3 separate regions of the Homo sapiens genome follow, and all the other regions are linked to region 2. Evidence: chromatin loops called from intact Hi-C (ENCODE). Cell type or tissue: PC-3. All regions are shown on one strand.

What was found. Hi-C counts contacts between places; a loop is a spot of excess contacts. Peaks named below come from ENCODE experiments on the same cell type or tissue, not always from the same donor. Only the 100,000 strongest peaks of a DNase experiment are listed, where the experiment ranks them.
Region 1: a loop joins it to region 2, with 5 times the contacts of the local background. A loop is called at or near these places in 8 of 110 quality-filtered maps.
Region 3: it touches region 2 in a loop (4-fold over the local background); 9 of 110 quality-filtered maps call a loop at or near these places.

Annotation. Positions count from the first base shown.
Region 1 is chr10:78,801,690-78,809,689 of GRCh38, reverse strand. No RefSeq gene overlaps it. Among named protein-coding and RNA genes, the nearest start is that of ZMIZ1-AS1, 260 kb to the left of the region's middle. RefSeq lists an enhancer at 7,684-8,000. In PC-3, no CTCF peak of the experiment used is centred here; DNase peaks (open chromatin) are centred at 2,549, 4,269 and 6,699; H3K27ac peaks cover 2,957 bases.
Region 2 is chr10:78,960,657-78,968,656 of GRCh38, reverse strand. It overlaps ZMIZ1-AS1 (ZMIZ1 antisense RNA 1), which reads left to right. Exons shown (of 10, transcript NR_024431.2): 6 at 5,771-5,833; 7 at 6,608-6,758; 8 at 7,250-7,403. Among named protein-coding and RNA genes, the nearest start is that of ZMIZ1-AS1, 100 kb to the left of the region's middle. RefSeq lists enhancers at 320-1,103, 1,110-1,609, 3,368-3,928. In PC-3, a CTCF peak has its summit at 3,888; a DNase peak (open chromatin) is centred at 3,446; H3K4me3 peaks cover 367 bases; H3K27ac peaks cover 2,747 bases.
Region 3 is chr10:78,752,602-78,760,601 of GRCh38, reverse strand. No RefSeq gene overlaps it. Among named protein-coding and RNA genes, the nearest start is that of ZMIZ1-AS1, 310 kb to the left of the region's middle. RefSeq lists enhancers at 1,731-2,368, 2,369-3,007, 3,647-4,285. In PC-3, CTCF peaks have their summits at 3,440 and 7,640 (motif pointing right); DNase peaks (open chromatin) are centred at 2,901 and 3,601; H3K4me3 peaks cover 434 bases; H3K27ac peaks cover 2,354 bases.

The DNA.
Region 1 (8,000 bases), 160 kb after region 2:
GTGCCTGGCACATAGCAGAATCTCAATAAATATTTGTTGATTGAACAAATAAATGATTCCAGGTTCGTATCACATGCCAGGTATGATTCTGGGTACATCACAAGCATGGTCCCAGTTTCATATATGTGTGATTTGCAGGCTATCTTGTTCCAGAAAGAACTATTAAAGCCACCCTGAAGCAAAAATGTTTATGAGTGCAAAGTGAGGTCCAGAGAGGGTTAGTAACTTGCTCATATCACCCAGCTGATTGGCTGCAAATCTCAGCTTGAGCTCAGCTTTGAATAACTCTAAAACCCATGCTCTTTCTTTTCGTCACTATTCTTCTGGTATATCCTGAATTTCCTGGGTTCCTCAGTGGTCTGTTGTAGTAGATCTGGAGGCATGGCTGCCCCTGGGGTGTACAGGGCTTCAGGCCAGTATATTTTCTGTTTTGCAGGGAAGGCTGTCTACATAAACCATTTGAGCCACTCAAAATCATGTGAGCGCCATTCTGCTGACTCCATCTCATGTGATGCTGTGAAATAAAAACTTTGCTGGCCAGTGGGAGCAGTCCACTCACCAGGCTGCCTGCCTGGGGCAGGGGCCCACCACAGGGCTCTGGGCTGACCCCATATGCATGAGCCCTCAGGGCTCTTTGGGACATCTGGCCAGCTCCTGGAGGCAGTAGGGGGCAGGGGTAGAGAAACAAATGGGGATGGGGGTTCACAATGGGTCCAGGTGTGGGGTATGCCTCCTGGATGGCACTGCCAACCCAACTAGTCGTGAACAGAAGGAAGTCCCTCAAGGAAGCCCCCTGTGGTATGGGCCCCATGGCAGGCGTCTAAGGGCAGTACTGTCTGGAGGAGACCTGACCACCTGAATTGGCCCCAGGACACCAAGGGATTCTGATGCAGGGTCCCACAGATCAGGCTTTGAGAAACACTGCTCTAGGAGACCAGGGTCCACTCAAGGTAGAGTTTTCTGAGAAAGAAACTGGTCAGGGGTGGAGGGGCTGCTTGGGTCTGCCCAGCTGGTGGCTGTCACCCCCTAGGTCTCCGAACAGGAGGAGGGTGGCAGGTATTGGATGGCAACGTCGCCTCTCATGGGGCCTTCTGATCAGACGGGCCCTTGGCAGGCTCCTAATTTGTCTCCTCCTCGCAGTGTCAGTATCAGTTTTCTGATGCAGAGGGACCCTGGTAATGAGTTTCTATTAAAAGAGCTGAATCTCGACTCTCGGAACTCAATGTTCAGAATAAACAATGGGGCAGAATCCTATTAAAAAAGGCTTCCAACATGGACAAATTAAACCCTTGGGAATGCTGTACAAAGAATACATTTTTCCAGTGTCGAAGCAAGATCAATAGAGAAAAACAAATAATTTCAAGTAGGAGTCATCATAATGACACCCAGGTACAGGCAGGGGTTGGGTGCGTTATTTTGGCCTGAGGACACCCCAGCAAAGATAATGAGAGAGCGGAGGGCTGGAGCTCGTCTCGGGTGTGAGGGATGTCTGGGTCTCCCGGGCAGCTGAGGGAGGAAGATGTCGTGTCTCATTTGTCTCTGTCGAGGATCCCTCTTTCTCTGGGGGATTGTTAAGCCCACGGAGCTGTGCTTAGCCCAGTGAGGACTGGGGTAAGCCTGTGGAGGGGGTGGGAGACCCTGGCTTTGTTTGCGAGGGGATAGATCTAATCTCTGCACAGGCTGGGCAGGGTAGCTGTGTCTGCCTCACACCCAAGCGGAGGGAAGTGCCCCAGACATCTGCACAGATGCCTGAATTTTCACCACCAAGCCTTCACCCCAGCCCTGCTCTCTCCGCTTGGAGACTGTTCTGTGAAAATTGCTCTTGCAGTACCTAATTTTATTCCCTGGAGCTAAGCAAAATCATACTCATCATTCCTGGCTGATCTCGAGTCCCTCCCTCTTTGGGAAACCTTTCCTGAGTACTTCCCACCTCTTCCAGGTTCCTAATGGTCTGATAACACCCTCGAGTGTTTGTCTCGTCTGGCTCCTGCCTCCCCCAGCATCCTGCCTTGGAGACTGTCCCAGGGCTGTTGGCTGTCCTGTTGATTCATTTAGTCAGTGCGCCCCCTCCCATATCTTGCAGGGACCACTTTGTTCAATCCAGCCCACCCCACAGTCACTGAGCATGGGCCCCATGGTCATGTCCGTGTTGAGCTCTGGGAAAGCCAAGGTTGACTGAGACACAGGCTAGGAGCCCTTGAAGGCAGGAACTCTTTCAATCCTCAAATTTGGCCCAGCTGCCCCTGTTATAAAATGAGGCAACAGAGGTCCAGAGGAAGGCAGTCATGGAGTCAAGGTCACACAGAAGTGGGCAATGGAGCCAAAACTGGAACCCAGTGCTACTGCCTTCCTGCAGCAAAGGCATGCTAGGGTCTCACTCCACACAAAGTGCTATTCTGCATGCTCTGTGTATTAATGCTTTTATACTGCACATAGTATCCTAGGTAGGTACTGTATTTTCCTCATTTTACAGGCAAGGAAACTGACGCATAGAGAAGTTAGGTAACTGACTCAAGACCTTAAACTTCAAAGGTGTGGTCAGGCCTCCTGGCTCCTGGCCAGCTTTCTTTCCTCTGCCTTGCCCAGGAAGATTGTGGAGAGTGGGTCATGGTGCAGGCAGACATGGGGAGAGGAAAGGGTCTGGGGACCTGGCCTCAGTGGAGGGCAGGAAGGGGAGGATGGCCCTGAGTTGCTTGCATCCCTGTCTGGCTCAGCACACACGCCCACTGTGTGGAACCAGTAGGAGTTACTCCTCTGTGGCTCCTCCTGCCTTCTCTGGAGATTGCAATCACACAGTAGCTCACTCAATAAAGGCCCTAAGAAGTCCTGAAACAGCTTTGCTTTTCCCAGTGTCTGCCAGACCTATGTGACAGTGGAGGCCCTTTCTTGTCACCTCAGAATGCTTCTTAATATCACATGCCACTCCTCTTGAGAAAGTCCCCTCTGCAACACAGCTGGACAGAGTGAGGAGTGAGTGACTGAGACAAGAAGTTGTGTAGTGGCAGCCCCAACAATGTGGATTTTCCTAGATGCCAAGGGAGGAGGAACTTCCAGGGTGGGGAGCAGGTCAGGCAAATTGAAAGCCTCACAGTTGCTGTGGAGGATGAGGTCTTGGACAGCCCTCGGATTTGGTGAGGAGGAGTCTGGGATACAAATCACACACATGTGCCCAAGTTAGTTGCTGGTGGGGTGCAAATCATTGTGGTAGCTTTGATGGGATGAGGGGCTGGTTTATCCATTAAAATTCAAAATGCACATACCTTATGATGTGGCAGTTCCACTTTTCTCTATTTAGCTAAGAGAAACACTTATGCATGGGCTCATGGAGGCCTGTTTAAGGGTGTGTACTGCAGCCTTGCTGGTATAAGTGTCAGAAATGGAAACAACCTTAGTGACCACGAGTAGGAGAATGGCTAGAGACTTTATGGTAAGAGTATACTTCAGCAGCTAGAAAGAATGGGACGATGTTTATGCAAGAGCCTATTGGATTAACAAAGCAAGGGGCAGAGTGATACATACAGCATAATACTTCTTAAGTGAAAAAATGTACAATTCTGTAATCTTGTGCACATATACATGTACATATGTATACATACACACAAGCACATACTTGCGCTCACACACAGACACTATAACACTGGTAGTTAAGAGAGAAAGCTCTAAAATCCAGAATTTCTTTGACTTGTAGCTCTGCCACTTGCTAGATTTGTAACTTTGAGCAGGCAACTGAATGTAACTGTACCTCAGTTTGCTCATCTGTAAAATATGGATAATTATATTTCAACCTCAAGGAATTATTGAGCATATTAAATGATTAACTGAGTTAACATGAGCAAAATACTAGTGAAAGTGCCTGGCCCATGGTAAGGGTGAAACAGTTGTTACTGTGACCATATTTCATCTGTTTTAATATACACACATTTTTTCACATCTTAAACCAGCAATTGACAGCTCTTAATGTTGGGTCATTGTTTAGTCGGCAACTATTTTTCCTTCCTGGTAGCACATAAAATAGTGGCACAACTTACAATGGAAGGCATCTTAGGTTCAATGAAGTAGAATATTGTTTCTAGGTAAAATCTACTAGGGCTCCATACTTGGGATAGAAGCACAAGTCAGTTCTGAGACACACACATCCAGCTTATACCAGTGGTTTCTTTTGGAAAGAATGTTGGAAGGGGTGGTGTCAGGAGGCCTGCAGCCTTATCAGGACTGTCTTAGTGTTTTACAAGCAGCATGTACTCGTGTTTACATGTGGTTTCACTTAGCGTTGCTTGGTTTCAGCCAGCAGACACTAACACTGGTTAACTTAAGCAAAAAGGAATTTATTGGCAGGATGTCGGGAGCTCACAGAAGTGACAGGAGCCCAGAGAAGCAGGCTTGGGGAAGGCGGGAGCCCAGGCCTCTGCCAAGGGCCTGGATTAGGAGCCACAGCCACCACCTTGTAGTGGGAAACATCTGGTCCGCATGCTGCCAAGGCTGAGACAAACGCCCTCCAACCTTGTCCTCTGTCTCCGGGTCTAGTGGCTTCTGTCATTCTTTCTGGTTGTCTGTCATCGGATGACCCCTTCTTTCTAGGCTTGATAAATCCCCTACCTTAAAAGTGTTGGGGTTGGGGAGTGGCAGAGTCAGCCTCCCACCATGGACTGGGCTGCAAATCTGCATAGTTCCCATGCCCTTTGAGTCCATGCAAAGGCATGTGCCCAGGTTGGTGACTGGAGGAAGCAATGGCATGGAACAGGGCAAGACACATCTATGCTGGTGGTAGGAGGCTGGGGCAACAATCATAGCAGCCGTGTCCACTTCCAGGGGCAGTGCTGTTCAGAATAGCAGTGTCTGTGCCTGGCATCTGGAGCAAGCTGTGGCAGCCTGGGCAGCGATGTTCACGTGGGGCTGGCTTCCTAAGGACACTTTGGCTGGGATCCTGACTATGGCCCGGACTGCCTTGATGCTGCCTGTTTCTGAGCCTGGTTCCCAGCCTTCCCTGTGAATCTGTGAGCTACCTCACCTCCTTTGGAACACATTCTCCTTTCTGCTTCAATCCTGACCAAGTTGGATTCTGTTGCTGGTAACCAAGAAGCCTGTCCGACACCCTGCATCCCTCCCTCCAGATGCAAACTCTCAGAAAAGAGGTTGGGGCACGTGCCTGCTCCCTGGGGAGGACCAGGAGACGTGGGGAGCTGGATTTGGCCTTTTGGCTTTTGTAATGGGAGGCAGGAGCCTAGAATCCTCCTCTACCAAGAACACACACAATGGGAAAGAGGCAAATTCTGAAAGGAAATCAGGCTGTTGTTAGTGAGGGGTTGTGGAGGTGGGACTTGCAAAACATGACAAATGTAGACTATCCTTGTTTAACTATTATTTAAAACAAATAGAATGTATGCTCTGCTTGGAGGAAACAGATTCATTCATTCATTCATTCAACAAACTGACTGCCAGCTACATATATATACATAAACAGTCAGGCACTGGGGGTGTAATGATGACAGCCTTCTAGGGGCCCGAGTCTGGTGCTGGTACCAGGTCAGTGGACAGACAGGGACAGGCAGTGGGCCCAGTGTTGCAAACCCAGATAGTCCTGTGTCAAGACCCCTCAGTCCCAGGCAAACTAGGGAGTTAACACTTTGGATCCTAACAAGTTGATCCTGAAAAGACAGGAAATTGGCGTGGCAGGCCTGTGGGTAGCGGGGCAGAACATCAGGGCTGGAGATTTCAGGTAGACTTAGAAAGGGGATGAGGGGATGGCCTGAGGCCAGCAGTGGTGGCAGGGATGCAGCCTCTGGCAGAAGAAGGCCTTGGAGCCCAGCCTTGGCAACTGGAAAGGGGGCGAGGAGAGGAAGGAGAGCCCCAGGAGGGGAGGAGGAGATGAGCAAAGGCCAGGAGGCTCTAAACGGAGGGGCCACCGATCTTGGCGTAGGGATCGCCTTCGACCATGTGTCATGGAGGATCCAAAGAACAGCTGCTTCATCTAACAGTGATGAAGGTCCAAGGACAGTGTGGGGGCTCCATGAAGCCATGGGGGCCCGGGCTGCTTCCTGCTCTTCCGCCGTCTTTGGTTATCTCACAGCTCAAGATGAAGATGGCAGATCCCCCTGCAGCCTCACGCTCATGTCTGGAGGTCAGACACAGGGCAGGGGAAAGAGCAGCGGCTAAAGGAGAAGGGCAAAGCTTTCCAGTCATGCCCTCCAGAAACTCATGCTTCTGGTTGGCCAGGTCTGTCACAGGGTCTCCCCTGGTTGACAGGGAGGTGGGACATGCAGCACTTCTGCTGATTTGAACAAATTCAAGGGTTCCATTTGTAAGAAAGAAAAGGGGAGCAGCTATTGTGGAGCTAGCTAGCTGAGTCTACCCCAGGAGGGTCTCCTGGGACTCTACAAAACACCCAGTGTCCTCACTGCCCACCACAGGACCCAAGCCCCCGCAGCAGGGCCCCGTGGCCATCCTGCCAGTCTCAGCTTAATCCTCACCCCAGGGTACAACTGGCTGCCCCAGGCCCCTCCTCTGTTCTCCTCCCAAGAAAGCCAGATGGCAGGCGGAGTGGCTCTGTCTCCTGGCAGGGTCCTGGGGACTCGCCCCTCTCTGCCTGAACGGCTGTGCCCCCTCCCCACGCGCTTCCTGCGGCCTGGAGCCCAGCCTCTCTCCAAGTGGGACTCGCCCTTCCTCCTCCAGCACAACGCCCGGAGTGAGCCTGCCCATCTGGTTCTATTTCACTCCATGTTACTCATCAGGATGTGTTTGCCAGGAGTTATTTGATGTTCAGGAAGAATTCTGAAGCTTTTGAAAAGAAGTAAATAAAATCTTTTCTCTCCCAGAGAGTCGTGAAATTGCCTTTTGCTGAGGAGACGGCAGGCGCCCATGTGGGGTCCAGCAGTCCCTGCCTGGCCTGGCCCAGGGAGCTGGTATTCTGGGGTTTGCCCTTGTGCCTGTGGCTCCCCCATATTCCTGGGCTCAGGTGGACCTCCCCAAGAGACCATTCTAAGACTTTCCTGATCCTCTTGTGATGCTCAAATTTGGGTACAGAAGAAGGCAGCCGTCAGGGACGCTCAGCCTGTCTTTTGCTCTCTGGCCAAGAAAGCTTTTAGGAAGAGCTCCTCCCTACTCACTGCCATGTCTGGGCCATACGGCCTGTACTGATGAGAACGTGTGAGCTGCAAAGGCAACAGAGCTGGAGCTGGGACCCACAATCTTGCATTCTCTGCTGCAGAGGCAGCCTGCAAGGGTAGGGACAGAGTGCCTGGCCCTGAGAAGACCTGATCTGCTGCAGCCGGGTGATCACAGGCAAGGGGCTTCACCTCCCCACCTTCTCCTCCCTTCTCCTCCTTTCTGAGTAAACGGCAGAGCCCACTGGATGTTAGGACATCCAGAAAAGAGAGGGACACCAGTGCCACCTCTCCAGGTCCCAGTCCATCCCAGCATCACCCTCCCCTTGGACCCACACTGCCTCCTACCTTTCCCCTCCATGCCTTGTTGTGGCAAGGCTGGAATTTTCCAGATAAGTTTTAGTAAACAACCAAACAGATGTTCACTGGCAAGTGCTCAGGTTCTTTTGGCCCCTGGGGACCGCCCTGCCCCTGACCTAGCTGGTTTGGGCACGGGGTTACACTTAAAGCATCCGGCTGAAAGGATGAACCAGTGCATGGAGGATCACTCCTGGGGCAGAGGAGGTCATGTCCTCACCCTTTCTTTCCTAATTGTGTCCATGCTTTCTTCAAGTCCCCACAGTGAGTGGCCAGTTGGTGGGTGTGGATCCACCCTCCGTCACTCTCCATTTGTCCTCCCTGCTGATGCGTGGCACCTCCAGAGGGTTGATCCTCTCCAGCCATCACATGGCAAACCCTGCAATTCACACAGCTCCCCTCCTAGAGCATCCTCATGACAGTTTACAACCCAGACTATTAAACATTGATCACTCAAAATTTAACATCCCATCTTCCCTTTGATATCCTCAACTGCTCTCTGCATAAGACAACAAGCCAGCTTTCTGCAGCTCAGCATGAGGG
Region 2 (8,000 bases):
GATGGGGCAGGGTGTGGGTGCAGCTCTGCACACCGGCCTCTCCGTGAGGATGGCCTGCACATGTTGTCTGTTCGCTCACTTTCCCATCTGTGTCCCAGAGCTGAGTGAGCACACCCTCGTGGAGTGCCATCCAGGTCCTGGGTCTTCTATCTCACTCCCCTGGGCCTCAGTTTCTTCATCTGTTAAATGGGAATGTGAACCTCATGAGATGGGTAAGATTTTGAGGATTCAGTGGAACAGCTAGCACCCACAGCACTTCACACACTGAGCCAAAGGGAAGGTTACGTCTTCGTACTGTGCCCTTTGGGCTGTGTTGAGTCCTGGGTCTGGTCCACGATGGGCCTTGGGCAGTTCTGGAGCTAGGGCTTTGGTAGCCCCTGAGAATTAGGGACACTCCAGCTGCTGGGCAGGTCTCACTATTCCCCTACTGCCCCTGGTGCGCCCTGCTGCCATGCCTTTGCTTCTCTGAGCTCCATACTTGGAGCTCCCTTCCCTGCTCCATTTCACTTCATCCAAAGTCCTCGTGGTTCAGTGCCAGGGCCACTTCCCCTGGGAGGTGTTGTCTGGGGAGGCCTCTTGCTCTCCCCAGGCCCTCACTCCTTGCAGGATCCACAGTTCACATACTGGTGACTGGGAAGGCTGAGGCAACCACACTTTCCGCAGGCTGTAGGGGCAGGTGAGGGGCTGCGGCTCTGGGGCATGTCCTTGCTGGACAGGTGAGCAGCTCCAAAGCTGTTGGGGGAGATGCCTGTCCCTCACCCTGTCTGGGAGGGGTGTGGGATGCTCGCCACTGGGCAAGGGAACACATGTGGGAGTCCCCGCTCACTTTCCTGCATGTGGGCTGTGGGCAGGGATAGACCTGGCCTCTTCCCTCCATGACCTTTCCTCCTAAGCTTCAGCATCAGGTGCCAGGCTTTGAAGGCTGGAAATGCACAGCGCATGGTGCGGGGTCTGGATCTGCACCCCAACTGGATGGGTAGGGTCTGGGGTGATTTGGCCTCTTGGAGTTTCAATTTCCTCAGTTGTAAAATGGGATGCCTTATTCCATCTCTTAAGGTTATTATGAAAATTACAGGTGTCAACAAGACTGCTCTCTCCTGCCTCAGCTTCTGTCTGCCTAGAATGTTTTTCCCTTCCTGGTTGCCTAGATAGCTCTTATTCATTCTTCAGAAGATCTGGGATCAGTGTTACTTCCTCTAGGAAGTCCTCCTTGGTTCTGAGTTCCAGACAGGTTCCCACACTGGTAGAATCCTGGTCTCTTCTGTGTTTCTTATCTATATGTGAGTCTCTATTTAGAGATGGCGCCCCCCCTCCGCCTCAGTAGACTGTGAACTCCATGAGGGCAGGGGCTGTGTCTGCTTCATTCCCCATCATGTCCTTGTACCCGCCTAGGACCCAGAACTTCAAAGGCAACTGGGGAGTATTTGCTAAGTAAATAACAAATTTGAAGTGCCTCATGCCAAGTTAGGATCCCTAAAATAGCAGCTCTTATTAAATGTTGCCCCCAGAGGCCACGTAACCACTCCTCATTTCAGGCCGTCAGTGGGACGTTATATTGCCAGGAAGTTCGGCATCTGGCCTATGCCAGTCCACCTGCCCTGGGGAAGTGCCCACCCATGCTGCGCTTTGCTGTCCTCTCAGCCCCTGGTGCAGGGAGGGCAGGAGAAGAGCCAGGTGAGGTGTGCCTGAGGCCTGAGCCCCCAGTGCTGGTCTCTGTCTGAAGTTCAGCCCTCTGTGCTAGGCCTCCTGGGATCCCTCATGGGCAGGAGGGCAGATGGGAAGTCTGAATCTGAGCACAGCTGGCTAGCTTGCTCGCTGGATAGACAGGCCTTGGCTGCCCCTAAGACCACAGCTAACAGGGTGGTTCTGTGCTCACTGAGGTCACCGGGCTCAGCCCGGGATTCTGGGGTCATTGTCTGTACTTCTCAAGCTTCTGAATCCATTCTCAAGCTTCTGAATCTCCTTGGGCTTCTGAATCCACTTCTGACCACAGATGTGGTGCTCATGTCCCCTTATGAAGCCATCCAGGTCCTGGGTCTTCTATCTCACTCCCCTGGGCCTCCGTTTCTTCATCTGTTAAATGGGAATGTGAACCTCATGAGATGGGTGGGATTTTAAGGATTCAGTGGAACAACTAGCACCCACAGCACTTCACAGTACGTAAAAGCCTGTCCCATCTGTTTTCCTGACAGAATGCAGAGCTCCTTCCCTGGCGGAGCTGGAGACAGATGGGCACTGGGAAGGTGAGATACTCACACAAGAAAGTTCAGAGTGCTGTGGCGTGGGTGCAGCTCAGGCGGGGATGGGCAGCACTCATGTGGATGCGACGTATATGGGGTCCTTTGTGATACAGCCCAGTGGTGGTACCGCGGTCTAGGGTGGACAGACAACTGACAGCAAGTTCTGCTGAATTCTTGGGGGAGACAGTGTCTGGAGCAGTGGTCTCTGCAAGGCCACAGCTTACCTGGCCCTCTCAAATCAGTCACTAGTGTCTAGGGGGTCCCTGAGTGTCAAGAATAACCAGCCTTGGAAATCCTTTGCCCTGGGCCCTGTTCTACTCAGGGAAGGGCCTGCATGGCCTGAGGGCTGGACACACTCGAGAGGGGACACACCTGCTTGTCTGCTCACATGTTCACACATGTACACATGTGTGTACACATGTACATATATACTCTGGATTGACCCCCTCACTTGCATGGACCTGAGTGTCTCATGTCTTTTTCTATGTAGGACACATGGAAAAATGATTCCCAAGCAATTTCCAGGAAGAATATTCTATCTAGTTCCCTCTCACCTCCCACTACCTCCATTTTATAAACTGGGAAACTGAGGCCAGAGAGGGTAAGTGGTTTGCCCAGGGTCCCACAGCAGGAGCAGCAAGTGTGACACCAGGGTGTCCTAACCTGTGTCTGGGACGTCCCAGCCAGGTGACTTCTATCTTGCCAGGGAGTGTGTTACAGCGAGCTCTCCTCAGCTCAGCAACCCCGTTTTACAGATGGGCAAAACCGACCTGGCCATGATCTCATCCAAAGGGCACCCATGTCTCGATCACGCAGAGTCGAGACTCAGGCTCTGAGTGGGAGCCCTGGGCTATGGGTTTTGCCCCACATTGCTGGGAAGTTCCAGGGGTGTAGCTGCTGCCAGGAGAGCTCATTCAGATTGTAACTTACAAATGAAAAGGGAATTTAATAAACAGGGTTCCATGCAGGAGCCCGGGGCCAGCCTTTCCCTGCAGCCACCCACCTGCGGCTGCCTGCCCCAAGGGCCCTCCCCACCAGCTTGGGGCCCCTGTGGCCGGCCAGCAGCCCTGCCTGGGCCTCCTCCCCGCCCTGCCCCCAGTGCTGCTGACACAGGCTCCTTCCTGGCCTCTCACCTCCACAGCCCTCTCCCGCCCTCCCGCTGGCCGGCTGCAGTAACAAGATGCCCTTTGTGTGTGCTGGCAGGGGAGGGGGCTGCGGGCAGGCTCCTGCGTGGCTTCTTGCTGCTGAGTCACAGCTCCCTGCCAGGCTCTGGGAACAGAGTCGCAGGTGACTGGCCAGACGGCACAGAGCCCAAGATCTTGGAGATGACCTCAGACAACCCCTTCCTTGCACGGGAGGGGACGTCGAGTCTCAGAGAGGGGAAGGGGCTGCTGCATGCTTTTCTGGGGGCAAACATCAAGATTGGGCACCTCTTCCTGCAGGTTAAGGGCTCTCAGGCTGGTCCTGTTGTCATAGTAGAGTCCTACTTCTCTCCAGAACAGCCTGAGTGTGTCTGTGTGTCCACATGCATGTGCACACATGCTCACTCATGTCTGTGTTCACGTGTGAGCATCAGGGGTTCAACCGTGTGAGTGTGTCCTTGCGTGAGGCTGTGTGTAAGTGTGTTTGCCCTTCTAGGTCTCCCATGCCTTCTCCCAGAGACACACACGCCTGTTCTCAATGGCATATCTCCTTCCATCTGCTTCTTAGTGCTTACCTGAGCTTCTCCTTGCCCACTGCAGGAGGCACCAGCCCAGGCAAGTGAGTGCCTGTGATGGGCAGCTCATTACCTGACAAGTCACCCCCAGAAACCCAAGGTAGGGTGTCTCTCTGCCCCACTGCACTGTGCTGTGTGGGACTCACCAGCGGGGGCCCAGCCAGAAATGTGTGGTGCTTAGGAAGGTGGGCTCTGGAGACAGGCTGCCTGGGTTTGAATCCTGGCCCTGCCATTTCCTAGCTGTGTGACTTGGGCAAGTTTACTTTTCTTCTCAGAGCCTCTATTTTCTCATCTGTAAAGTGGGGATGATAATAATAGCCTTGCCTCAGGGATTGAGGTTGTACCTCTAAAGATCTTAAAATAGTGTGCAGGTCCTTAAGGAACATTAGCTATTATTATTACTGTTATAGTTGTTCTTGACCCCCAGGGAGCTCTTTGGAGATGCAAGGGGCTGAAGGGGTTGAAGTCTCTGGCAGCATGAGAGGCTCAATTCCCTTGGTCACTGACCAGCAGGCAGTGAAGGGGCGGGGGGCACTCTCCCAGGAAGGAGTCATCTGTTCTGGGCTGTGTCCCCCCCGAGTGGAGCCACCTTCAACAGTATTCCCCAGGAGAGGTCTGCACCATTGGAAGTGACCCCTGGCTCTGTGCATGCTGCCTTCCTAGGTCGCTCAGCTAGAGCAATGGCCAGGCCCTGGGAGGCAGGGCAGGGTGGCCAGACGGCCGGAGCTCCTGCTCCTCCCTCTCCGATGGGCCTTGGCGGGCGGCAGGCTTCCTGTTGCTGCTGCTATGATGCCCCACCTAATGCCGGGGATGGCCATCTGGGCCCAGGGGCTCGAAGAGGGGGCCTGCCGACCATCTGCCTGCTTGGCGTGGGCTGCTTCCGAAGGGCAGCAGGGCGCCTGCCCACAGTAGCTGGGGCAGGAGGAGGCCTCGGGGCTGGTTCTCTGGCCTGGGCAGCCTGTCAGGCTGCAAGCTGCTGCAAGGAGCCCAATCCCCAGAGCTTCCTGCCCTAATTTTCCCTGCATGTATGCACAGGAAGGCTGGCTGCGGTCCCTGCCGTGTGAGCTCAGGGAAGCCTCGCCCTCCCCAGCTGCAGTCTTTCCATCTGTACAGTGGGCAGGCTGGATCCAGTGCTCAGATTTCCATCCAGTCGGCGCTGCCTCTGGGCCTTGGGGCTGACTGGGGGTCCACTTTTTGGGGTGTGGGAGGGTTTCCCAAATGTGTCCTATCCTCCCAGCTCTGACCCTGGGGGCCAGCTCTCCAGCCAACCGTGGAATTACATGAGTCCCTAAATAACCAGCTGCAGGTTAGGTCCAGAGCAGGCGTTCTTGCTCAGCGACAGCCCAGCCCTGGTTCCTTGCATGGTGGTTGCAGGGTGACCAGACACTGCAGAACACCTCTCCAGAGAGGCGGAGACTGGCGAGGATGGAGGAGGCAGCTTCTCACTCACTCAGCAGTTTTCTGAGCATTGTCACTGTCTGACGCTGTGCCTGGTCCCGGGGACATGATGGTGACCCGCCCTTTACAGTGTGATACATTCTAGGGTGGGTGACCTAGCAGGGAGCCCAGCCTGGCCCAGGGGGCCTGAATTACCTCTGAGATGTGACGCCTGAGACCTGAAGGAGAAGTTGGAGTGAGCCGGGGTGTTTACTCTACATAATCGCCTACGAGATAGGTAGCTGCTATCCCTACTTGACGGATGAGGAAAAAGATTCTCAGATAAAACAATATAGAAGCGGCTTTCCTATGGTCACCCAGTAGGTAGCAGAGCTGGGATCTGAACCCTTCCTTGTCTGACTTCAAATTCCATCAGGCCCTGACATTCTCCAGCTTTCATGGTGTTCCTGCAATCCAAGTGCCGCTTATCTCTCTACAGGTGAGGTTAGGGGTTGGGAGGATGTCCTGAGCAGGGAGCACCAACTTCTCTGGCTGCAGGAGGGGAGGGAGGGGGTGGCCGGCTGCCCTGGGTGCCCTTTCTTTCCCTTCCATCCAGGGCTGGAAGAAAGCCATACTTCTGACTCCAGGAAGTGCTTTGGTGGAGCTGGACCGGCTTCTGAGCTGTCTGTGGCGTGAGGCTGGGATAAGTGTTTGGTCACCTGGGATGGGGAGCCACTGGCCTGAGGTGACACAGACAAAGGGGAGCCAGGAGAACCTGTCCTGGCTCACTGTGGAGCACCCCGACCCTGCTCCCCTGCAGCAGGCTCAGCTATAAGGCATTGCCAGCCTAGCCCCGCGGTTTCTTTTGCTGGGATAAATTCAGTGGAAGGAGCTGTGTAAAGGCACAGGCCCTGCCCCACAGAGAATCCTTGTCACTTACATGCTCCAAGAGGTCTCAGAACTAGGGGACTTCCTCCCCTCCCTCCTCCTTGTCTGGAGCTGGCATTAGGCCCCACATCTTCCAGACCCAAGAAGGGCATTTACTCCAGGAGATGGCTGGGCAGACCCTCAGTAGGTATTCCACGAAAGTGTTCATGGCTTAAACCCAACACTTGATTTCTCCCTGAGCCAGTCTCTGTGAATGTCCTCACCATCGTCCTGTGTCACTCCTGGCCTCCTGCTAACAACCAAATCTATTGACTCTCCAGATCCCCAATGTCTCCATGTCACACTACTTCCATTGCCACCATTCCTGTCTGTATCCTTGTCTTAGGTCCACCAGATGACCGGCTGGCCTCCTAATTGGGCTTCCTGCATTCCTGCCTGTGCTCGGAGCTCCCTTCTCCACTTGCCTGCTGGAGGAGGTTTACAAACAAAATCAGATCATGGCACTCCCCTGGGGCCCTGCATCCTGTGGCCAGCAGGTAGGGCTTCTGCGACCTGGCCCTGGCCACCTTTGGCCTCCCGTCCTCCCATTCCTTCCAGGCCCCACTGTGCCTTGGTGTCCCTGCCCTCCTTTCTCCTCCCCAACTTCACCCACCAGTTCCCATCTCCCTTCCTTTGCAGGGTGTTTCTGCTGCTGGAATTCTTTGCCCCTGGGTCTCCGTGTGGTTAGCTCCCTTTCACCACGCTCAGTCAAGGTCTAATATTGTCCCCCCACCACCTCCTGCATTCACTCTCCGTCCCATTACCCTGTTTTACTTTCTTCAGAGCACTACGTTGTTTTGTTGTCCTCTCCACTACCCTAAATAGAATGTAAGCTCCAAGATGCGAGGGCATTTCCTGTCCCATACATTCTGCATCCCAGAGCCTGGGCTGGAGCTGAGAAGGTGCTCAAGGAATGTTTGTCGCATGAGCCAATTTCATAGTGCTCCAGGCTCCCAGGTGGAAAGGTCCTTGGTCTTTTCTTTACCAGGTCTTGGAAACGCCCCTGTACCCCAGAAACTTCCTGATCAGTCCCTGGTCAGTGTATATCATGCTTCCTGTGACATGACATCAACTTTTCAGTGACTTCCACTGGTTTTGGCCCAGCTCGAAGAGCCTGACACCTCTGCAGGGAATTCTACCAGGTATTCAAAGAGTGAGTCTTAATGCAAAAAGAATGAGAGACGCAGGGTCACGAGTCGCAGGTTCAAGTTCTGACTATTCCTCTTCTCCATGGTCAGCTGTAAGTCGTCGAGGTCTCTGGCCCTCAGCTTCCCCTCTGGAAATGCTGGGAACCATACCCCTCAGGGCTTCAATAGGGTGGGAGGAAATGCTGGCCAGTGTGGGCAGCCGGGGGTCTGGTACAGGCCTGTGCTTAACAAGTGCTGTTTGAGTTTGGGGAAAAAGTCTCCACGATTCTTCATTATCCCATAACATTGAGGCCCTCGTGCCCTGCCCAGGTATAGCTGCTCCCTCTGCCTGGGGGCATCTTCCAAATTGGAAAAACAGAGAGGAAAAGAGCAGTCCTGCTCAGGTGGGGCTGGGATGTGGAAGGGAGGTGGGGTGCGGGTGGTGTGCTGTGCTCACCCGCAGTGATTTGTAGCGTTTTGTCTTTTGGAAAACACTGCGGTGCAAGGTTGCCCAAGGTCAGTGCCTCTGTTCTGCGATCTCTTTATGAAAAGGGAGAAGAGAAAGTAGTCACTGCTTCCAGTTTTTTTAAGGAGTTGGCCAAGAGCCAGCAC
Region 3 (8,000 bases), 210 kb after region 2:
ACGATTTCTAAGAACAGCACCTGCAGGCCTGCATCCTGGCTGTGAAGCACACACTTGTGCGTTTTCTGGTGGAGACCTCACAAGCCTGCATGTTAGGGCCAGCTCTTATAAATGCCACCAGGCTGAGGACAGTTTCACAGCAGCATCGCTTAGCAGGACCCCACGTGGTGCTAGTCCCTGGGCTGGGCATGCTAGAGAGAGAGACGAGCAAAACCCTTTCTCTGGCCTCAGAAAGCTCACAGTCTGGTCAGGGTGGAATCGGTATTTGCTGAGAGCTTCCTGAAGGTCAGGGTCACTGCTGCTGGGGCCTGCCATATATCACTCAAGTCCCATCCTCATAACATTCCTGGGAGGGGCCAGATCCCCCACTGGAGGAAACAGAGGCCCAGAGATGCTAGGTAACCTGCTCCAGACCACACAGCTGGGTCTTGTGAGGATACATTTTGAATTCCTGTTCTGCCTGTTTCAATGCTTGCCTGTTTCTTGGGGAAGAACCCCACTTCTTTCTTTGGGAGGGCTGCTGCAGAAGGTCACTGGGGTGGCTTGAGGCCTGAGGGCAGGCCTGGCCACAGACCCTTCAAATGATTGCTAAGGCACATGCCACTCAGGAACTCCTGGTCAGATGAGCAGAAGACAAAAGGAGCCTCCACTAGACGGCCACCCGTGCAGGCCCAGATGCCAAGCTCTGGGGAGCATTTGAAGGCAAGTGGGTCAGGCACTGCCCTGTCCCCAAGGAGCTCACAGACCAGTGAGAAACCTATGACAAGAGTGTTAAGACCCACTTCACAGGCATCGAGCCAGTCAAATCTCTGCCATGCCCATTGCAGGGTGACCTGAGGTGAGAACCAGGACTTCTCAGAACCTCAATTTCTTTATCTGTAAAATGCAGATACTAGAACCTAACTCATCACATTATTGCAAAGCAATGTGTGGGAGGCACAAGGCTCAATACAAAGAAGGAGCTTGGCAGTAATAGTAATCATGACTCTTATTACCACTCCAGCCAGAGTTCAGCAGCAGGGAAGAGCAGGTAAATGAGAGGTGTAAGGAAAGCACGAAGAACATGCTATCAGGATTCATGGGTGGGAAGGGGGCAGGGGCGGAGCATGGAAAAGCCTCAGGAGGCTCCTGTTTGTTCATCCTTCCCTTCCCCTTCCCCTTCCCCTTCCCCTTCCCCTTCCCCTTTCCCTTCTCCCCCTCCCTCCCTCCTTTCTTTCTTTTCTTTCTTTCTTTCTTTCTTTCTTTCTTTCTTTCTTTCTTTCTTTCTTTCTTTTCTTTCTTTCTTTCTGTCTCTCTCTCTCTTTCTCCCTCCCTCGCTCCCTTCCCTCCTTCCTTCCTTCCTCTCTTTCTTTCTTTTCTTTCTTTCTTTCTTTCTTTCTTTCTTTCTTTCTTTCTTTCTTTCTTTCTCCTTTTCTCTCCCTTTCTTTTCTTTCCCTCTTTCTTTTTTTCTTTTTCTCTTTCTTCCTCTCTCTCTTTCTTTCTTTCTTTCTTTCTTTCTTTCTTTCTTTCTTTCTTTCTTTCTTTCTTTCTTTCTTTCTTTCTTTCTTTTTTTTCTCTTTCACAGGGTCTTAAGGGTCTTGCTCTGTTGCCCAGGCTGGACTGCAGTGGTGAGATCATAGCTCACTGCAGCCTCAACCTCCCAGGCTCAAATGATCTTCCCACCTCAGCACCCCCAGTAGATGGGACTATAGGCATGCACCATCACACCTGGCTAATTTTTGTATTTTTGGTAGAGACAGGGTCTTGCCATGTTGCCCAGGGTGGTGTCGAACTCCTAGGCTCATGCAATTCTCTCACCTTGACCTCCCAAAGTACTGGGATTACAGGTGTGAGCCCCACACCCAGCCCCTTTACACTGTTTATTTTTCTAATGCTCTTGTTTGGGGACTTTTACACTTATTCCAGAACATGCAGTCAGCACCCAGTGACTATCTGTGGAAGGAGCGAACCAAGGAATGATGTCTCCAGCTCCAGTGCTCCAGAGTTTCAGATGTGGCTCTGTTTCATCCCCATCCTGGCTGCTCTGGTTCAGAGAACTTGGGTGGCAGACTCACTGCCAGCAGTGGGGAGCAGCCCCTGCCCCACACGGGCCCAGCCTCAAGGTCCCGGAGTAAGCACTTCTTGCTCCAAGCCATCTTCTAGAGAGATGGGAGACAGGGAAGCTAGGAGCTTCTACCACCATCTGAGTCACTGTGGATGGAGAGAGCCGCTGGAGAGACAGGAGTGCAAGGGCCTGGCGTGGCTCTGCAGCTCTGGAGACGTGGGACAGGCCACTTGCCTTTCAGGGGTGCTATGGCAGAGCCTACCCCGTTGGCCTTCTCAGCAGTTTGCCTTATGTCTAAAGCTTCCTGGGCCTGCAGCACAGGGTGCTAGTTTTGCCTATGGGGGCAGCCAACCCTCTACCAATTAGGTTAGAGTTGGTGGTGTACAACCCATTCCTCAGCGGGTCAGCCTGAGACATGTCCTCCCCAGCCTTGCAGACTGTCCCGAGGGGGAGTGAAATATAAAGATGACCTATTTACGAATCCATCCTTTACATGCTTGTCTTTGTTCACTGTCTTGATATCGGTGTTCCCACTGTGCCTCCACGGCCTCCTGCCTCCTGTGTTCTTGGCTCCTTCTCAGCCTGGCTGCCTGGCCCTCACCCTGAGCCTGGGGAGAAGTCAGGACCTTTCACTTGCCGGCTCTGGGTTATACGATGATCTTCTGTTCCCAGGATTCAGCCTTTTGCCTAACAGGAGGACCAGGAAGTGAGAAAAAAAATTAAACAGCTTTGGGCTGGCTTTGGGAGGAGTGGCAGGGAGCTCCCTCCAGCCTCCTGTGAAATGGGTGTGCTGGCTTTATATTTCGAGAGAATGCTGTCGGACGAACGGGTAAAGGGCTGACTCATCAGTTGTTAATGGCCCTAACACCCAGCATCTGCGAGCCCTCCTGGGACGTCGTCGTAGGGTGATTTGCTTTTCAGGGCTCTGACATCAGAGGCCTTGTCTCTGTCTGCTGGAGTGTGTCATGCTCTCGCTCTTCGCAGGAAAACTGCTTAATGCTATGGCAAAAGAAAAGTAATAAAATATTCATTTGCCAAGGCTAGAGGGTGGAAGCTATCGAATCCTCCAGGAGAAGGAGTCCTAAATTAAAGACACGCACAGACCCGGATGAAAGCACATGGCCACACAGCAGACATTCTTAGGCACACAGCACGTATAGGAAAAACAGCCTCCCATGTACCCAAAAGCATCTGCCTGTGCACACACAAAGCCCTGCGTGTGCAAGCACACATGTACCCATCACACACCTATGCAATACACAAGCCTGCACTAACGACACACCCACGTCACGATGTGAAGACACACGCACATTGCACAAGCCTGTGGAACCCTGCTCCATACACACACACGCACACACCTATACCTATTCCCTCACCGTTGTAATTAAAAGTGACATCTTCCTAGCTCATCTACTGGGGGCGGGAGAGCCCATCAAACCGGCCCTGACTTTTGAACAATAGCCGCCTGTCTGGCTGTCCCGAGGAAGCCTGGCTCTGTCAGGCAGAAAGCAGATGCCGTGCTGGGGGAAACAGGGGAAGTGTGACTCAGAGGTGAGTTACACAACTTGGTTCTGCCTGTCTGCTGTGCCCAGGAGGAGGATGGGGGAAGCTAGCAAATGGGAAAGCTGAGAGGCTGCTGCACTTCTGGAAGTTTCCACATCATCAGCCTGGAGGAGGCTGAGGCTCCCCGAGGGTGGCATGAGGAGGCTGCTGCGCTGTCATGAGCAGGAACACATGTGCTTGATCACATGGGGCGCCTTCCCTCAGAGGGAGGGGTGCTGTGGCTGTCACCTTCTCGCTAAGGTTATAGCCTTCCGCTGACCTGCTCCTGCCCATCTGGCCTGCTGCCACAGGGCACCACCACGCCTATGTAGACAACAGGTTGGCCCCAGGCTTGGGTTGTGGACACACAAGTTGGCCTGCATCTATAAAGATGCTGCCTACTGATGGTTCTAGAAGCCCTGACGGAGTAGCTTATAACTAGAGGATTGGTGCCCAGACCTGAGATTTTGGAAACGATCCCAGCTCACAGATTTCCTGAGAATGACAATGTCCTGGCTCCCTGGGATGTTTTTTTGTTTTCTGTTTTTTGTTTTGTTTGTTTGTTTGTTGTTGTTTTTTCATACCATCTATTCTACAAACATTGACCAAACATTGACTAAGGGCTAGGGCCTTGGGTAACATAGCTGGTTGCTGGAAGGATCTCACAGTCTGTGAGGGAGGCAGGCAAGGGCCAAAAGTGACTGCAATTTGCTCGTGGAGCAGCTGACTCTAACTGGTTTTGGAAGGTTGAGTTGGCTGGGTAAAGAAAGAGGTATGGATGTGAGTGGGTGGGAGATGGGAGGATAGGAGGGTGTCAAAGAGGGAGAGTTAAATTCTGAGGAGAGGAGTAGCATTCTCACAAAACTGCTTTCCTACACAGATCACTGTAGACCCGGGCTGGCAAAGTACAGCTCACAGGTCAAATCTGGTTCACTTTCTGTTTTTGTAAATAAAGTTTTATTGGAACCCAGCCATGCCCATTCATTTCTTATCTCCAGAAAACTTGAGTAGTCACAGCATGGCCCTCAAATCCCAAAATATTTATGATCTGAGTCTTTACAGAAAAAGTCTGTCTGTGTTCTAGACCCATCCATGAATTCTGGAACCCAACGCAGAATTCCAGAACCAATCACAAAATTTCTACAGCCTACTGTAGTAGTCCAGAATCCAGCATGGTTTTCTAGAGCTCCCTGGAAGAGTGACATTTGTATAGGGATTTAGAAGTTTACAGTGAGCTTTTGCATCAATTATCCCATTTAATCCTCCAACAAGCCTGTGTGAGGTTAATGGTAATTTTATCCCAATTTTGCAGATGAAAAAACTAAGACAAAGGGAAATTAAGGGACTTGCTGAAGACCGCATGGCTGGGAGACGGCTGAGGTCAGGCAGCCTGATTCTAACATTCCATGCTTTTTCCGCTGTATTATCCTACAGATGTTTCTCCGTCACACACTGCACTACTTAGCTGCCCTCCCTGACAGTCATTTCCCCCTTCTTTCTAACTCCCACTGCCACCGAGGAAGTCTTTGGAAGTCTTTTGTCCACTGTGGTGTGTTAGTGGGGAGACAGGGTTTGGAGAAGCATCAAATTTCCTTTCCGCATCTGTTTGCTGGTGCCCAGTGTACCCTGGGATGCTAACTAACAGTGACAGCTGATCTTCAATCGGCTGGCATGTGAGAAGAACCACTGGGTCAGGTAATTCCAGTTCACCTCTTCAGAACTGCATCCAGGAGGCAGCCCCGGGTGGCAGGGATGGTCCTGCCGGAGCTGCTGGGCACTCCTGTGGGGGATGTGATGGAATCTGCCACGTCCCTCACCTACCCACCCCAAGCAGGGGCAGGCACCCTGAACGACCCCTTCTGAACACAGGGCTTGCAGCCTCCTTGCTCATTGGTGTACACAGGAGCTGCTCTTAATGGAATTACACCTCATTTATTAGATACGAGGACCTAAGATGTGGCTGTGTTATATTAGGCGAATTCTGAAGGCTCCCACCCCTGGACACACACACACACACACACACACACACACTCATTTCCTGCAGCTCTGAGGGCTGCTGGCTGGAGCTCTGCATGCTGTGGGTAGCACATTTAACTCGATAACATATAATATACGATGGGATCATATTTAACAAGGAAAACAGGGCCCGAATGGACAGAGGAGCAGTGTGGCTGGGTTGCCATGGAAACCCCTTGTTCGGAATTTCCTGACTCCTAGGAGATTACATTTTCAACCTTAATGCTGTATTAACATAAGCTTTGGCACTTAATGTCTCTGTTTTTCACCTCCCCTCTCTCCCTTGCTTACAGGCAAAAGCAAGCAGCAGAGATGAGCCAGGGAGGAGGAGAGAGGCTGCATTTCATGATCTGGTCAAAACCAGCCATGGCACCCAGACAAGGTGCTCTGCAGCTTTCAAAGTGCATCACATCCATTATCTTCTGTGACCCACAGACAGGTCAGCAAAGCTGGCTGGTGTGAGGTCACCAAGCCCCGTGCAGGTTGCTCCTCACATACCTCTTGCATCCACTCCTTCTTCTCCGTCGCATGCCACTGCCCTTGTCATCTCTCACGGGGCTGTTGCAATAGCTTCCTGCTTGTTTCCCTGCTCCCAGCCTGCGCCCTCTGTCCCCTCTTGCTGCCTGAGTGATCTTTCTGCACTGCAAATTTGTTCACCCTACACAGTAGGCTTAACAGCCTCCAACGGCCCCCAGCAGGTACAGAATAAAGTCCCAACTCCTTTGCATTCAAGTGTTTCTGCTTCTCTCTACAAGCTTGTCTCTAGCAGTCTCCACCACAGTCCCTACCCTCCAACCCCGTAGAGGTGATGATGTCCTTTCGGAATACACAGAGCACTTCCAAGGGCCATACTGCACTTCCAAGGGCAAGCTCCTGCCATGAGCTTAGCTTGGGACCGTAGTCTCTGCTGTCTTCCTGAACGACTCTTAAGCTTCCTTTAAGACCCAGCTTGGCATCACCTCTTTTAGGGGTGTTTCCCTGCCTACCTCACCACCAGTGTTCCCAGGGTGCTGTACCGAATGCTGTTGCAGCCCTTAGTGCCTGATGACCCCTTGGTCCTTCATGAGCCTTTCTCCTCCATCATATGGGGAGCTCGTCAAGCCCCGGTGGGGACATGCCTTCCCCACTGCCATGTTTCCACCACCCAGCCTGGTTCTGGAACCTAACAGGTGTCCAACTGGCATTTGTGAAATCGAGTAAGTGGTGAGGACACTGAGGCTCAGAGCGGTAAGTATGAGTCCAATGCTACTGCCTGGTAAGAAGCTCAGGTAGGGTTTCTCTGCTGTCACTCACCCTCCCAGCATCCCTGCTTGCTCTGGGATCTCTGTGCCATCCACAACTCACAAATTGTGTCTGTTTCCAGCACTACACAGGTCTTCTCTCTAACAAACCCTTCCTTCCCTACATTATCTCCACCAGTTGCCTAATAATCTTGGACCAGCTGGGGCTGGTAGAAAGTTGAGATCTGAAGAATGAGGCTCAGAGACCACCTGAGACACTTCAGCCCATAGAAAAGCCCACACTCCTCCCATGAGACTTATTCTTTTAAACAACAAGGTTCTCAAGGTTTCAAGGAATAGCCACTTGTCCAAGCAAGCCCATGCTTTGGAGTCTTGTAGCAAGGACTGAGGGAGCCATAGTGAGGACTGGAACCTTCACCCTCACAACCAGTGTACTGGGTTGAACAGTGCCCCTTACCCTCAATCATGTCTACCTGGAACCACAGAATGGGGCATTTGAAATTAGGGTCTTTGCAGAGATAATGTAAGAATCTTGAGATGAGCTCATTCTGAATTTAGACCTTGGTGGGCCTAAAAACAATGGCAGGTGTCTTTTCAAGAGACAGAAAAGGAAAAGGCACAGAGACACAAGGGAGAAGTCCTGTGATGATAGAAGTGAAGGCAGAGGCAGAGGCTGGAGAATGTGCCTGCCAGCCAAGGAGTGCTGAGCATGGCTGGAGCCACCAGGAGCCAGGAAAGAGATGTGGATAGATTCTCCCTAAGGGCCTCCAGAGGGAGCCCACTTGGCTGACACCCTGATTTCAGGCTTCTCGCCCCCATCAGTTTAGGGTCATTTGTTTCCTTGACAACCCTAGGAAGCAGATACAGCCAGGCAGTGTAAGAATCTGGGGGAGGTGTCTGCAGGACTGGGGGGAGGTTAGCATACCAGGATGTGATGTCACTCCCTCTTGTCACATGTGGCACTCTGCTTCCCAGACTGGCACCTCGGTCACTGCACTGACCTCGAGCTCCCTCCAGCCCACCGCTCCATCTTCTCTGCATGTCTCAGTCTCAGGTCCACACGCAGCCTCCATTTGCTTGTGACTCTGCAGGTTGAGCTCCCCTGCACCCTTCTGTTGGTGATCTTTTCACTTATATTACATATGCCAAGCCAAGCA